Linked DNA regions of Homo sapiens: regions 1 and 3 are each linked to region 2. A link is a contact called in ENCODE Hi-C or POLR2A ChIA-PET data. All regions are on one chromosome and are shown on one strand. Each heading gives the region's core, a stretch centred on a gene start or an enhancer-like site at or near the end of the contact. The rest is flanking DNA. Distances are from core to core; before and after follow the strand shown. Region 1 overlaps TRABD2A (TraB domain containing 2A). Region 2 holds the start of DNAH6 (dynein axonemal heavy chain 6). Region 3 has its middle 25 kb from the start of KCMF1.

What was found. A loop is a pair of places that touch in the nucleus more often than their neighbours do. ChIA-PET counts read pairs that join two places held with the same protein, here RNA polymerase II (POLR2A). Pooled maps may share reads with other maps.
Region 1: a pooled map shows a loop between it and region 2 (2.0-fold over the local background). The contact joins the enhancer-like site here to the promoter of DNAH6 in region 2. A Hi-C loop is called at or near these places in 7 of 50 pooled maps.
Region 3: a loop to region 2 is called in a pooled map, with 2.4 times the contacts of the local background. The contact joins the enhancer-like site here to the promoter of DNAH6 in region 2. A Hi-C loop is called at or near these places in 4 of 50 pooled maps. POLR2A ChIA-PET finds 5 or more read pairs at or near these places in 2 of 52 experiments (WTC11 and naive thymus-derived CD8-positive, alpha-beta T cell).

Annotation. Positions count from the first base shown.
Region 1 is chr2:84,831,400-84,835,289 of GRCh38, forward strand. TRABD2A (TraB domain containing 2A) reads right to left here. Exons shown (of 7, transcript NM_001277053.2): 5 at 656-746. Among named protein-coding and RNA genes, the nearest start is that of TRABD2A, 48 kb to the right of the region's middle. Within about 2 kb of position 1,637, at least 8 of the 41 ENCODE cell types and tissues checked have a DNase peak (open chromatin) inside an H3K27ac peak, as active enhancers do.
Region 2 is chr2:84,513,817-84,518,180 of GRCh38, forward strand. DNAH6 (dynein axonemal heavy chain 6) reads left to right here and starts at 2,682. Exons shown (of 77, transcript NM_001370.2): 1 at 2,682-2,767; 2 at 4,003-4,235. The coding sequence starts at 4,011.
Region 3 is chr2:84,943,614-84,947,791 of GRCh38, forward strand. No RefSeq gene overlaps it. Among named protein-coding and RNA genes, the nearest start is that of KCMF1, 25 kb to the right of the region's middle. RefSeq lists a silencer at 2,481-2,630 and an enhancer at 2,801-2,970. Within about 2 kb of position 2,703, at least 20 of the 41 ENCODE cell types and tissues checked have a DNase peak (open chromatin) inside an H3K27ac peak, as active enhancers do.

The DNA of each region.
Region 1 (3,890 bases), core at 387-2,886, 320 kb after region 2:
GAAGGACACCTGGGGCCCACCAGGATGGACGACCAGTTGGGAGGCCAGTGGGTGGACAGCATTGCTGAGGGCTGGGGGCTGGGCCTCCTGAGTTCTTTACAGAAAGGTCTGAAAGGGCAGAGGGCAGTTTGGCCAAAAAAAAAAAAGAGAGAGAAATAAACCTAGGGAGGAGGAAACAGCTCAGAGAAAAGGTGCTTTCTCCTGCCCCTGAGAAGGGTGAGACATGCACTCCCTGCACCCCTAACCCCTCTGGCCTGTTTACCACTGTCATGGCCCGATTTTGCCTCCCGAAAACTTCCAAAACACCTAGGGCAAAGGACACTGGGCATTAAGCCTAATTACTCCTCCTTTCCCCTACCCCTCAACCCCTGGGCAACCTTCCCTTCACCTTCCCCCGCTTGCCAAACACCACTGAGGAAAACGCCAGTGTGGCCCCTGCAGCCCAAAGTGTCCATCCTGCCAACCACGTCTGACACAGCCCCAGCCACACAGAGCCAGCTGAGCTGGTGCCAAATGTCCATGTAAGGTCAAGTGTGGGGGAAATGACGAGGCAGGGGTTCTCTGGAGCTCCTCAAGATAGCAGCCCACCCTGGTGCCCAGGCAGCCCCATGAGGGTCTCAGCTCCCCAGCCAAGATAGAAGCACAGGACGGTTACTTGTGGATGGGTCGTCCAGCAGGGGCGTGTTCTACCTCATAGCCTTCACGCCGCAAAACATCCAGCACTGTGTTGTTGCCCATGAAATGACCTGCAGTGAGAAAAACAACCTGAAATGCTGCAGCTCTCAGGACCACCAAACATACTCCCCAAACACACACCCTAGAACCAAGAAATTACCCTGCCAAGCCCCCTGCCTATCTGTCCAGCACAGTACAGTTCTAGAGAGCTTCTGGAATCAGGCCTGCCAACAGTCCTGCAAGGCAGGCAGGGCAGCATCAGTAGCATTTCAGAGACAATGACACTGAAGATCAGAACAATGCAGCAAGTTACCTGAAGTCACAAAGCTAAGGGGATAGCCTGGACATCAAACTGCAACCTGGTAAGACCTCCCAGAAGAGGTGATATGTGAGCAGGATCCTGAAAGGTGAGGACACTGGTCTGGAGAAAATACAAGAATTCAAGCTGAGCACAGTGGCTCACACCTGTAATCCCAGCACTTTGGGAGGCCGAGGCGGGTGGATCACCTGAAGTCAGGAGTTCAAGACCCACCTGGCCAACATGGTTAAACCCCATCTCTACTAAAAATACAAAAATTAGCCGGGCATGGTGGCAGGCACCTGTAATCCCAGCTACTTGAGAGGCTGAGGCAGGAGAATCACTTGAACCCGGGAGGCAGAGGTTGCAGTGAGCCGAGATCATGCCACTGCATTCCAGCCTGGGTGACAGAGCAAGACTCTGTCTCAATTAAAAAAAAAAGGAGGGGGGGGAATTCCCAACTACAGGATGGAATGCAATTGTGCTCTCTGAAAAAACAGGGAGGCTGGTGGGACGGAAGGAATGGCTACTTCCCAATCACCACTTTCTAGAAAAAGTAAAGGCAACCTAATCTAAGATCTGTCATTCTTGGAGGTTTCTGCATAGGACAAACCCACTGTAGTCTCAGGAGTCACAACCAGGGAACCCTGGGAGCCTGCGGCAGTACAGCAAATAGGCCCCGAGAAGGAAGCAGAAGGCCCATGGTTCCTGCTTTCATTTTCACCCTCATGCATCAAAGGGGGTGTTCATGGGTCAGCAGGGGCTCAGAAAGGGAAGTTTGGCAAAACCATTCCCTCCCATCCTCCCCTCTCCTCCCCACAGCCTAGACCAGCCTAGACAGCTGCCAGTGCAGGGGCGATAGCTGTAACCTAGAAATGTGGGGTAGGAGAGGAGGCCACTGGAGAAGTAACCCTGGCAAACAGGAGCCAAAAATCAGCATGAGCTGATTTAAGATCGACACCTAAATAAGAAAAAAAGTCATGTCTTTCACCACTGATCCTAGGTTATTCATTTGCAAATAAGGAACTGGCAATTTAGAACAAGTGATTATAGTTTCCACTTAGCACTTCTGACTTCAATTTTTCTTCTACTGCAAAGGTGATTTCCATTTCTAATCTTCGCATTTTATATCCAGATCCCCATGACAAAAGTCGCTGCTTGATTTTAAAACTCCAGTACTTTCCATTTTCAGTTATCCTCATTTTGCAATTAAAAGTTTGCTAACCACACAGCTTTTAAGTTTTAAAAGCACACGGTAATGTGTTTCGGAGCAATTTCTGTAGTTTCCTCTGTTCAACTTAGCCTTCAGAAGGCACAGAGAGAAAGCAGCTACAGGAATATAACTTTGCCTTAGAAGGAGCCAGTGCTAGATGGGGGCTCACAGCCCCTGGGCACTTCGGGCATCAGGAGTGCCCAGGGGCTGTCAGCCCCAATCTAGCCCTGCATCAGTATGACAAATCAAGCCCTGAGTACTGGGCAAGCTCAGGTGTTGGTGTTGCCTGTTCCACCTGCCTGGCAGAACCCCCACCACGAGGGCCCACCCACCGAACTGCTCAGACCAAGCTGTGCCCCAGCCTCCCACCAGCCCAGAACCCAGTCGACCTTTCCCCTCTCCCCAGCGCCCCATTACCCCTGCCACGGGACATACGGGAAGTTTTTGGGAGCTCACCTAAGTCTGGCAGGGGTGGAAAGCAGAAGCCCACACTCCAGCACCTGGGCACCTTCCATCCACACAGACCCGGGGTGGTGCATTGGGACACCACCACTGGCTCTGTTTCCTAACTTTCTCATCTGGGGTCTGCACCACTGTTACGGTGCCTCAAGAGTGAGGCCCAGGCTAACAGCTTTGTTCCAAGAAGCCATTTGTTGAGACAGTACAAATGTGCACACGGTGCCCAATCCAGACATGAAACACAGGACTTACAGAAGAAGAAAACTACCACATACTCACGGGCATTGCTGAGGGCACAAACTGCAGTTTGTTTGTGGCAGAACTTTTCAATGAGCATAATGTGGGAGCCAAACCCCTTATATTTCTATAACAGTTTTATTAATATTTGAATATAATTCACATAACATAAAATTCATCCTTTTAACGTATGCCAGTCGGTGATTTTTTCTGTATATTCAGAAAATCATGCAATCATGACCACTATCTAATTTTAAAACATTTTCATCGTTTTGACCCCAGCCCCTGGCAACCACTAATCTATGAATACTTTCTGTCTCTATAGATTTGCCTGTTCTGGACATTTCATATAAATATAATCATATGATTTTGTGACTGGCTGTTTTCACTTAGCATAATGTTTTCAAAGTTCATCCATGTAGTACCATATATCAGTACCTCTTTCCTTTTTATGGCCAAATAGTATTCCATTTGTGTGTATATATCACCTTTTATTTATCCATGTCAGTTGATGGATAGTTGGATTGGTTCCACTTTTTGGCTATTATAAATAATGCTGCCATGAACATCTGTGTACAAATTTTCGTGTGGACATATGTTTTCAATTCTCCTAGGCATATATCTGGAAGTTGAAATGCTGAATCAAATGGTAGCCCCATGTTTAATTTTTAAAAACTGCTAAACAGTTTTCCAAAATGGCTACACCATTTTAAATTCCCAGTAGCAATGTATGAGGGTGCCAATTTCTCCATGTCTTCACCAAAACTTTTTACTCTCCATCTTTTTTATTATAGCCTAGTGAGTATGAAATGGTATCTTCACTTTAGCACCACAACAATAGGACTCCAGTAAAATAACAGTGGATTATATGTGAAAGTGCAGCAAGACTCAGACTCTATTTAAGAAGGTTCTTAAGAAAGCACAAGACAAAAAATACTAGAGGAAAAACTAGAGGTCACTAGAGGAAACTGAAGCCTCTGGGACCTAGAGTTACAGCAAACATGCCTT
Region 2 (4,364 bases), core at 1,432-3,931:
ACTAGTTTTGTCTATACTCCTAAATTCCTGGGGGAGACTATTATATTTTTAACAATTTTTTCCCACCTGGATCTACAGGTAGAAATATGCTGGTTTTCCTGTAGGTTTTTGTCACTGCCAGTTTTTTCCTAGTCCAACCTATTACTGAGGGGATAATTCTTCCAACAGTCTCAGATGTGTGTGGCAACTGTAGTTTGCTCTTCCATTTTGTGTAGACTCAAGCAAGGCCTAGTCTTCCATTTCTCCTCAGCATTAATCCCTGAAGCTATATGTTCTTTGTATAGGCATTTGTACCCACAGCACCCACAGCTTCCATGTTATTTATTGCTCTGGTTTCATCTGATTATTATTTTGACACTTGAGGATTCCCTTATTTCTGTGAGCCCTGCTATACTCCACTATATATCCAGAAGCAGAATTCTATGATTCAATAATCTTGGGCTCAAATTCATATAGAAATTTAAGTTGATGGATCTGGATTTGTATCTCAGCTCTGCCACTTACTACCTCTGAAGTGACTTGGGAAAGTCACACAACCTCTTTAAGCCTCAATTTCCTATCTGTGGAATAGGTATAATAATACCTCTAACATAAGGTTATTGCAATGATTAGTGGAATAGCACCCATCACAAATGGCCTGGTATATAAATCTTAACCTAATGCTAAAAAAATTTTAACTGCATTTCCTTTTACTATTAAAGATGTGAACTTGTGAGTAACCATTTGTAACCTACTTCTTTAGCTGTGAAATGGGAATTTCATGTTTGTTAGCAGTACTTAAGAAAATGAATGGGAAATATAAAGCACAGTACTTGGCACATAAGAAACAACCAATGAAATGTAACAATTATCTATAAGAACTATAAAAATAGCAGGCTATACACAAAGCTGCTACATTGATTTAGTAAGTGGTCAGTTGATAATGAAGATAACATCTTGCCACATTAAAAAATAAGCTTGGAGAGATTTGATGAGTAGTGTTTCATATAGTAATATCTTTGTAAAACTATGTCTGTGTCTTCCAATCCTCCCACCCCCACTTCACCACAGTCACACACACACACACACACACACACACACACACTTCTTAGCTTTTGGAATGCTTTCAGCTGCACATGGTAACAGTTGTGTACAATCCACCTTAATCTAAAAAAGGGAGTCTAGGATTGAGGAGCAATAGATTTGTCTCCATTGCATAAACTTTGAAGGGAACAGATTAAAATTTTCACTGCACATCTGAAATGAAATCTATTCTGAGGATGTGTCTAACATTGCTTGTTATTATAACTTTATGCTTCGATGTACTGAGTTGGCTTTGAATTTCTTTTTCCATTATTAGTTTATATCAATGATTGCATTTTACTAGCTGACTAGTTTTGTGTGTATTTTTCATCTCTGGGGAATTAATCTTTATTTTGTCTACATTTGAAGTTTTTCAGAATTTTTAAAATTTTTTCTAAACTGACTTTACTCTCTTGCTGTTTCCAGTTTCTCATTAGGGATTGGGAGATCTGCATTCTAGTTTTGTCTGTGGCACAACTAGCTGCCTGACCTGGAGTAAAGCACTTGCTTTCTCTGGGCTTCAGTTCCCTTACAAATCAAATAGGGGAGTTGGACTATGTGACCTGTAATCTCCATTTTAGCTCTATCTGTGATTTAGAGAATCATACTACCATATCAAATACATAACTGAATATGTTAAGATTGAGAAGATGCAGGCTGTGAGTACAATAATGTAAAGAACTTCACATAGAGCAAGAAACAAATATCAAGGTAACAAAGAGCAACCGAAAAGAGCAAAAGAAAATGATGATTATGTCATTTTGGAGACAAGGTTGAAAACCAGAGCTCCTCCATGTGGTGTAAGGATTCATCAAGACAGGTGAAAGGATTTCTTCCCCTGATCAGTAACTGGGATAAGGCATCCCGAGTAAGCAACAGGCCCTGGCCTTCGATGGGGTCGCTCCATACAAAATTAGCAACAGTCACTTGGGAACTTAAGTGAGATTAAACGCCAGAATAAGATCCAGGGTCTGCTTTGGTAGAAGGGGCACGGGAACCAAGTAATACGGGCTCATCCTATGCCTGACACCTAGGTTACCTTCCAAGTGGAAAAGGACATTAGTTGGAAGGCCACAGTGGAGTTTAAGGGAAGAGGAGGCCACATTTCTTGAGCCTTAAGACACTCGGGAGGAGGTTGGCGGGTAGGGCAGGGATGCAGAGTGGTTGCTTCCTTGGAGAGTGGGACCTCATTTGTCTACACAACCCACATTCCTCTCCTGAAATTCTCGACTCTTTCGGATAAATTTCTATTAAAGTGAACGTCAAGTCAGTCTTACGCCTCTTGAAGGAAAACAGAAAAGAAATTCCTGTAAGAGGTTGAGATGGGTGTGAGTGGTCGATAAGCAACGAAGCAAACAGAATTAACCACCTCCTTTGGCTGCTCTGCCTACACCTCCTGGCACAGTACTCAATTCCCAGCGCAGAGGAGGAACCAGGCTGTGCGGCTTCTCCAACAATCAGCGAAGTAGGAAATGTTTCGGAGACACTAATTGGCTCGATTGCCTGGCGCGCTCCTGGACCGAAAGCTGTGGCTGGTTGAGGCGTTGCCTGGCGACGTGTTACTCAGTGGCGCAGTGCTTCCGTAGAGGCCAGCTGGTTGCTACGCAGCAACAGGAAACATTCCGCGCTACCGAGTACTTTCTACTCCCGACCAGGCATTGCTCTCTCTGGAGACCCTCGGCGGTGGTTGCTGTATTTTGACTTGGTGAGTCCTGGGAACCGACCCTCGGGCCTGGGCTCCGATTTCTGGGCCAGAAACAAAGTCTGACTTTCGGAGAACATAAAGGCTCAAAGAGGCAGAGAAAATCAATGGAAAGGCATTTCAGTGATTGTCTGCTATCCGCCCATCATTTTAGAGGGGTGGAAAGTGAGCAATAGCGATATCAAAAGACTTGTCCAAGATCTCACGCTGAGTGGTCAAATCTGGACCTGCGCTGTTAAATACGGTAATCTTTAGACCTCGTGTGGCTAGTCTGAATTGCAATGTGCTCATATGTAAAAAGCACACTGGATTTTGAAGGCGTGGTACCAAAAGACAACATAAGATATCACTATAATTTTTATACTGTGTGTTCAAATGATTATGTTTTGTATATGGTAAATAAAACATATTATTAAAATTAATCTCACCTATTTCTTTTTTAAAAATGCTATTGCTTGAAAATTAAAATTGCATACAAAGCTCTCATATTTCTATTGGCCAGCACTGATCTATATAAAACCTAGGTCTGCCGACACCTGATTCAAGACCTCTTGTGCTAACCCTATTTTGGAAGGTGTTTCGAAGTATCTCCACTCATCTAATGGGGTGAAAGTGTGCGTGGTGGTGCAGAGTGCAAGACCATTACAAAAGGCTCATATTTCTAGTGTTTTAGGACCTTGCTACTCAAAGTGTATGAATCAGAACCTTCATTTTAACAAGCTCTGCAAGTGATTGTCCTGCACGTTAAAGCTCCAGAAGCACTGTGTAAGAAATTAGCCCTCAATTCTTTTTTTTCCCTTTGTTTCTTCTTGAGTACCTATACTGTATTTTTCAGACTGCGTGTACTAGAATTAGCTGCATTTTGAACAAGTTCCGCAGGAGATGAGAAACATTGATCTCAATACTAATTACATTTCCTTTTGTCCTTCCAAATCTAGACCAGTGTGGTCTCCAGATGAGCAGCAGCAGCAGCATCCGCCAAGAACTTGCAAGAAATGCAAATTCCTGGGTTCCACCCTAGCTACAGGGGTTCTTGAAGCCTAGGCACAGTTTCTAATTTTTTATTCCTTTGGTTCAAGTCCTCAGTTCGGGAAGACTGGGGTAACTTTGATGGGTTTTATTTGAGGGAAGTGAGCGAATTCAACTCTTCCTAGTCCTTAAGTCCCTCTCCAGTAGCCTCCTTCCCCAATCCTTTTGATCTACTTTTCATTTTCTTTTTCCTCACCTATTCTTTTCAGGAGTAAGGATGACTTTTCGGGCCACAGATAGTGAATTTGACCTGACAAATATTGAAGAGTATGCCGAAAATTCTGCACTTTCAAGACTGAATAATATAAAAGCCAAACAAAGAGTGAGTTATGTGACATCCACAGAAAATGAATCTGATACACAAATCCTAACGTTTAGGCACATTACAAAAGCTCAGGAGAAGACAAGAAAACGACAGCAGCCTATAAAACTAGAGCCTTTGGTAAGTTCAAAAACCATTGTTTTAGCCTCTGTAGCCACAGAGGAAGTTGTAAAATTGCTTTGGAGGATAGAAGTCATGTCCAGACTCTGAACTGACAAAGAAGGAATGAAAAGCTAAAAGATAATAACT
Region 3 (4,178 bases), core at 1,453-3,952, 430 kb after region 2:
GCTCTTGCCTGTAATCCCAGCACTTTGGGAGGCCAAGGCGGGTGAATCACCTGAGGTCAGGAGTTTGAGACCAGCCTGGCTAACAGGGTAAAAGCCCGTCTCTACTAAAAATATGAAAAAGTAGTGGGGTTTGGTGGTGCTCGCCTGTAATCCCAGCTACTCGGGAGGCTGAGGCAGGAGAATCGCTTGAACCTGGGAGAAGGAGGGGTTACAGTGAGCCGAGATTGCGCCACTGCCCTCCAGCCTGGGTGACAGAGCAAGACTCTCTCAAAAAATAAATAAATAAATAAATAAATAATTGTTGTTGTTTGTGTCACCGACACAGTAGATAACTGAAACTATCTTCCTTCCCATATCTGCTCCTCTTCTTTTTTTTTTTTCTTTTTCTGAGTCGGAGTTTCATTTTTATTGCCCAGGCTAGAGTGCAATGGCCCAGTCTCAGCTCACCACAACCTCCCGGGTTCAAGCGATTCTAGTGCCTCAGCCTCCTGAGTAGCTGGGACTACAGGCATGCGCCACAATGCCCAGCTAATTTTAGTAGCGACAGGGTTTCTCCATGTTGGTCAGGCTGGTCTTGAACTCCCAACCTCAGGTGATCCACCTGCCTCAGCCTCCCAAAGTGCTGGGATTACAGGCGTGAGCCTCTGCGCCCGGCATCTGCTCCTCTTCTCATATCTCCCATGTTGGCTAATGGCACCAGCACCTCCTGTGGTAAATATGTATTCTGTCTTTGTCCTCAGTCTTTGCACGCAGCTCCTATAACCCTTGGAATCCCTGGAATGATATCTTTTGTGTGCTAATAAGGTGCCTGGTGGCTGGGGGTCCCCGACATAGCTTGAGGATGGGGGCTGGTCACCAGAGAGACCAAGGCATGACAGAATTGGAACTTTCAGCTCATCCCCAGACCTCCAGGAAGGAAAAGGGGCTGGTGATTGAGTCAATCAGCATTGGTCAATGATTTCATCAATTGTGCCTGTGTAATGAAACCTCCATAAAAACCCCTAAATGATGAGATTCGGGGAGCTTCCAGTTGGTGAACACACTGAAGTGCTAGGAGGGCGGCCTGCCCAGAGGAGACATAGAAGCCCTGCGTGCCCCTCCAATACCATGCCCTATGCTTCCACCTGGCTGTCTCTGAGCATATGTCCTTGATCATAAAGTGGTAAGCCTAACGAAAGTGTTTCCGAGTTCTGTGAGCCATTCTGGCAAATTATTGAACATGAAGAGGGGGTTGTGGTAACCTAGGACTTCTATAGCTGGTTGGTTAGAAATACAGATGGTAACCTGGTACCAGCAACCGACATCTGAAATCAGGGCAGTCTTGCGGGATGGAGCTCTTTGGTGGCATTGACACTAATTCTAGGTAGATAATGTCAGAATGGAATTGATTTGTTGGATACCCAATTGGTATCTGGAGAGTTGAATAACTGGTCAGTATAAGAAAAAACTCACACATTTGGTGGCAGAAGTATTGTGAATAAAAACAGTTCAGAGCTCCCCTACTCCCAAACCAGAAAACCTGGAGTCATCTTCGATGCCACCCTCTCACCACCCACCCTCTGCACTATCCCTGCCAATCACTTGCCAAGTTACCCTGATTCCACCTCCAAATACCTCTCTCATCTCCCGTCTTCACTTTTCATTCATCATTTACTCATTCAATCACAAATATTTGCTCTTATCTTCTCTGTGCCAGGCTTTGTGATAGGCATTGGAGTCAGAAGAATGAATGAGACCTGGTAGGAAAATCACAATCTAGTGGTAAAACAAAAACCAGAACACAATCATAAAGCAATGGGATTCACACTCAGAAATGCATAGAGCTGCTGGGCGTGGTGGCTCATGCCTGTAATCCCATCACTTTGGGAGGCCGAGGTGGGCGGATCATGAGGTCAGGGGTTCGAGACCAGCCTGACCAACATGGTGAAACCCTGTCTCTACTAAAAATACAAAATTAGCTGGGCGTGGTGGCACATGCCTGTAATCCTGGCTACTCAGGAGGCTAAAGCAGGAGAATCACTTGAACCTGGGAGGCAGAGATTGCAGCAAGCCGAGATCGCACTACTGCACTCCAGCTTGGATGACACAGTGAGACTCTGTCTCAAAAAAAAAAAAAAAAAAAAGAAAAGAAAAGAAAAGAAATGCACAGAGCATCATAGAGTCCAGGGCAGGGGTCCCTGACCAAGCTCGGGAATGGTGGGGGATGGGGTGGGGACATCAGTGGAGTTTTTTGGGGTTTTTTGTTTTGCTTTGTTTGAGACAGGGTCTTGCTCCGTCACCCAGGCTGGAGTGCAGTGGTGTGATCATAGTTCACTGCAACCTTGAACTCCTGGGCTCAAGGGATCCCCCGGCCTCAGCCTCCTGAGTAGCTGGGATTACAGGCATGAGCCACCACACCCAGTCAATAGACTTTTCTTGATGTGGGTGACACCCAAGCTTTAAGTTTGAAGACTAAAGGAGAGCTGGCACACCAACAGTATACGAGGGGAGGGGAGGGGAGAGGGGAGGGGAGAGGAGGGGAGAGGGGAGGTGAGAGGGGAAGGGAGGGGAGGGAGGAGGGGAGGGGAGGGGAGGGGAGAGGACACAGCAGGCTGGTAGGGCAGCTTTGAATATGGCTCAGAGGCGAGGCGAGCAAGGTCTGAATCACTTCTGCTCCAAGTCCAGGCCCACATTACTTCTTATACGGACAAGAGGCCAGTAACTGCTCTACCCACACATTCTCCTCCCCTACCATCAGAAAAATCTCCCTAAAGCTCAAATTTGACTTCCTGTCTCCCCTGCTTGCTACCCTCTGCTGGTTCCCCTTTCTGATCTGTGGTGTCTCAGCTCCACCTCTGTTCATAAACTTCATATGGTGCCTTCAAAAGTATTTCCGTCTCTGGACCTTCATCCCTGCACTACTGTCTGCCTGGAATTTCCTGCCCTGCCTTGGTTGATGAGGTGGACTCCTATTCATACTTCAGAGTGACTCAGATGTGACTTGTTCCACAAAGTCCCCACCCACTTGCACTCACCTCCGTGGTGCACGTATTCCAGGGCCGTGAGCTTCACCTCTCTGCACGTCTCCCTCCTGCTACAGCTGTGAGGGTGCAGACCTCCTCTGCTGGCACCAGGGCCCGGCCTGCAGTGGGCCTTTGGCAAATGAGGAACTAGGGCTACCGGTAGGTGAAAATGCAGCTAATGCCCAGGAAGCTAGAAGCTGTTGGAACATTTCTGAGACCCTTTAGACCTGGAAATAGCTCTATGTTAGAGGGTTGCTGATAGAGAAGGCTGGAAGTGAGGTCCCTCTGTCCCCAGCTCGCCTCAGACCCTGGTTCCAGATACAGTTGCATGTGTTTCCAACCAAGACTCTGACCTGGCTCCTCAACCAAACCTCCCCTGCGTCCATGGATCTATCTGAACTCCCATTTATAATCGTAAGAGGCTGTGGGTTAGAGGCGCTGTGCTAATGATGGCTGTATGGTTATTATGATTGTGAAGTTGTTATATTTTACATAGAATACAAGTTTATGTACATTACGATTAAGACTAGTAAAGCTCTTTGGAACTTTAAAAACAAATCCCAGTCAGGCGTGATGGCTCACGCCTGTAATCCTAGCTCTTTGGGAGTCCAAGGCAGGAGGACTGGTTAAGCCCAATTCTCCAGGAGTTTGAGACCAGCCTGGGCAACATAGTAGGACCCCATCTCTACAAAAAAATAAAAATCAAAAAATTAGCCAGACGTGGTGGCATGCACCTTTAGTCCCAGCTACTCGGGAGGCTGAGGCAGGAGGACTGTTTGAGCCCAGGAGGTGGAACCTACGGTGAGCCATGATCTCACCACTGCACTCCAGCCTGGGCAACAGAGTGAGACCCTGTCTCAAAAAAACGAAACAAAACAAATCTCAATTCAATTACATTTAATTATTTCAAAAACCAAGCTCTCTCATTGTACAACATTCAAACAATAACGTAAGAAAAAGTGCCTATGGGTCCCAAATTGGTGTGACTCCTGTGTCCTGTCAGCCTATAGAAACACAAGTGTCTGTGTGTGTAACTTTGACCCCTTCTCCTCCCCCTCCAAAAAATGTACATGCATATATATATATATACTTTTTGTTTTGTTTTTGTTGTTTTTTGTTTTTGATATTAGTAGAGACAAGGTCTCACTATGTTGCCCAGGCTGGTCACAAACTCCT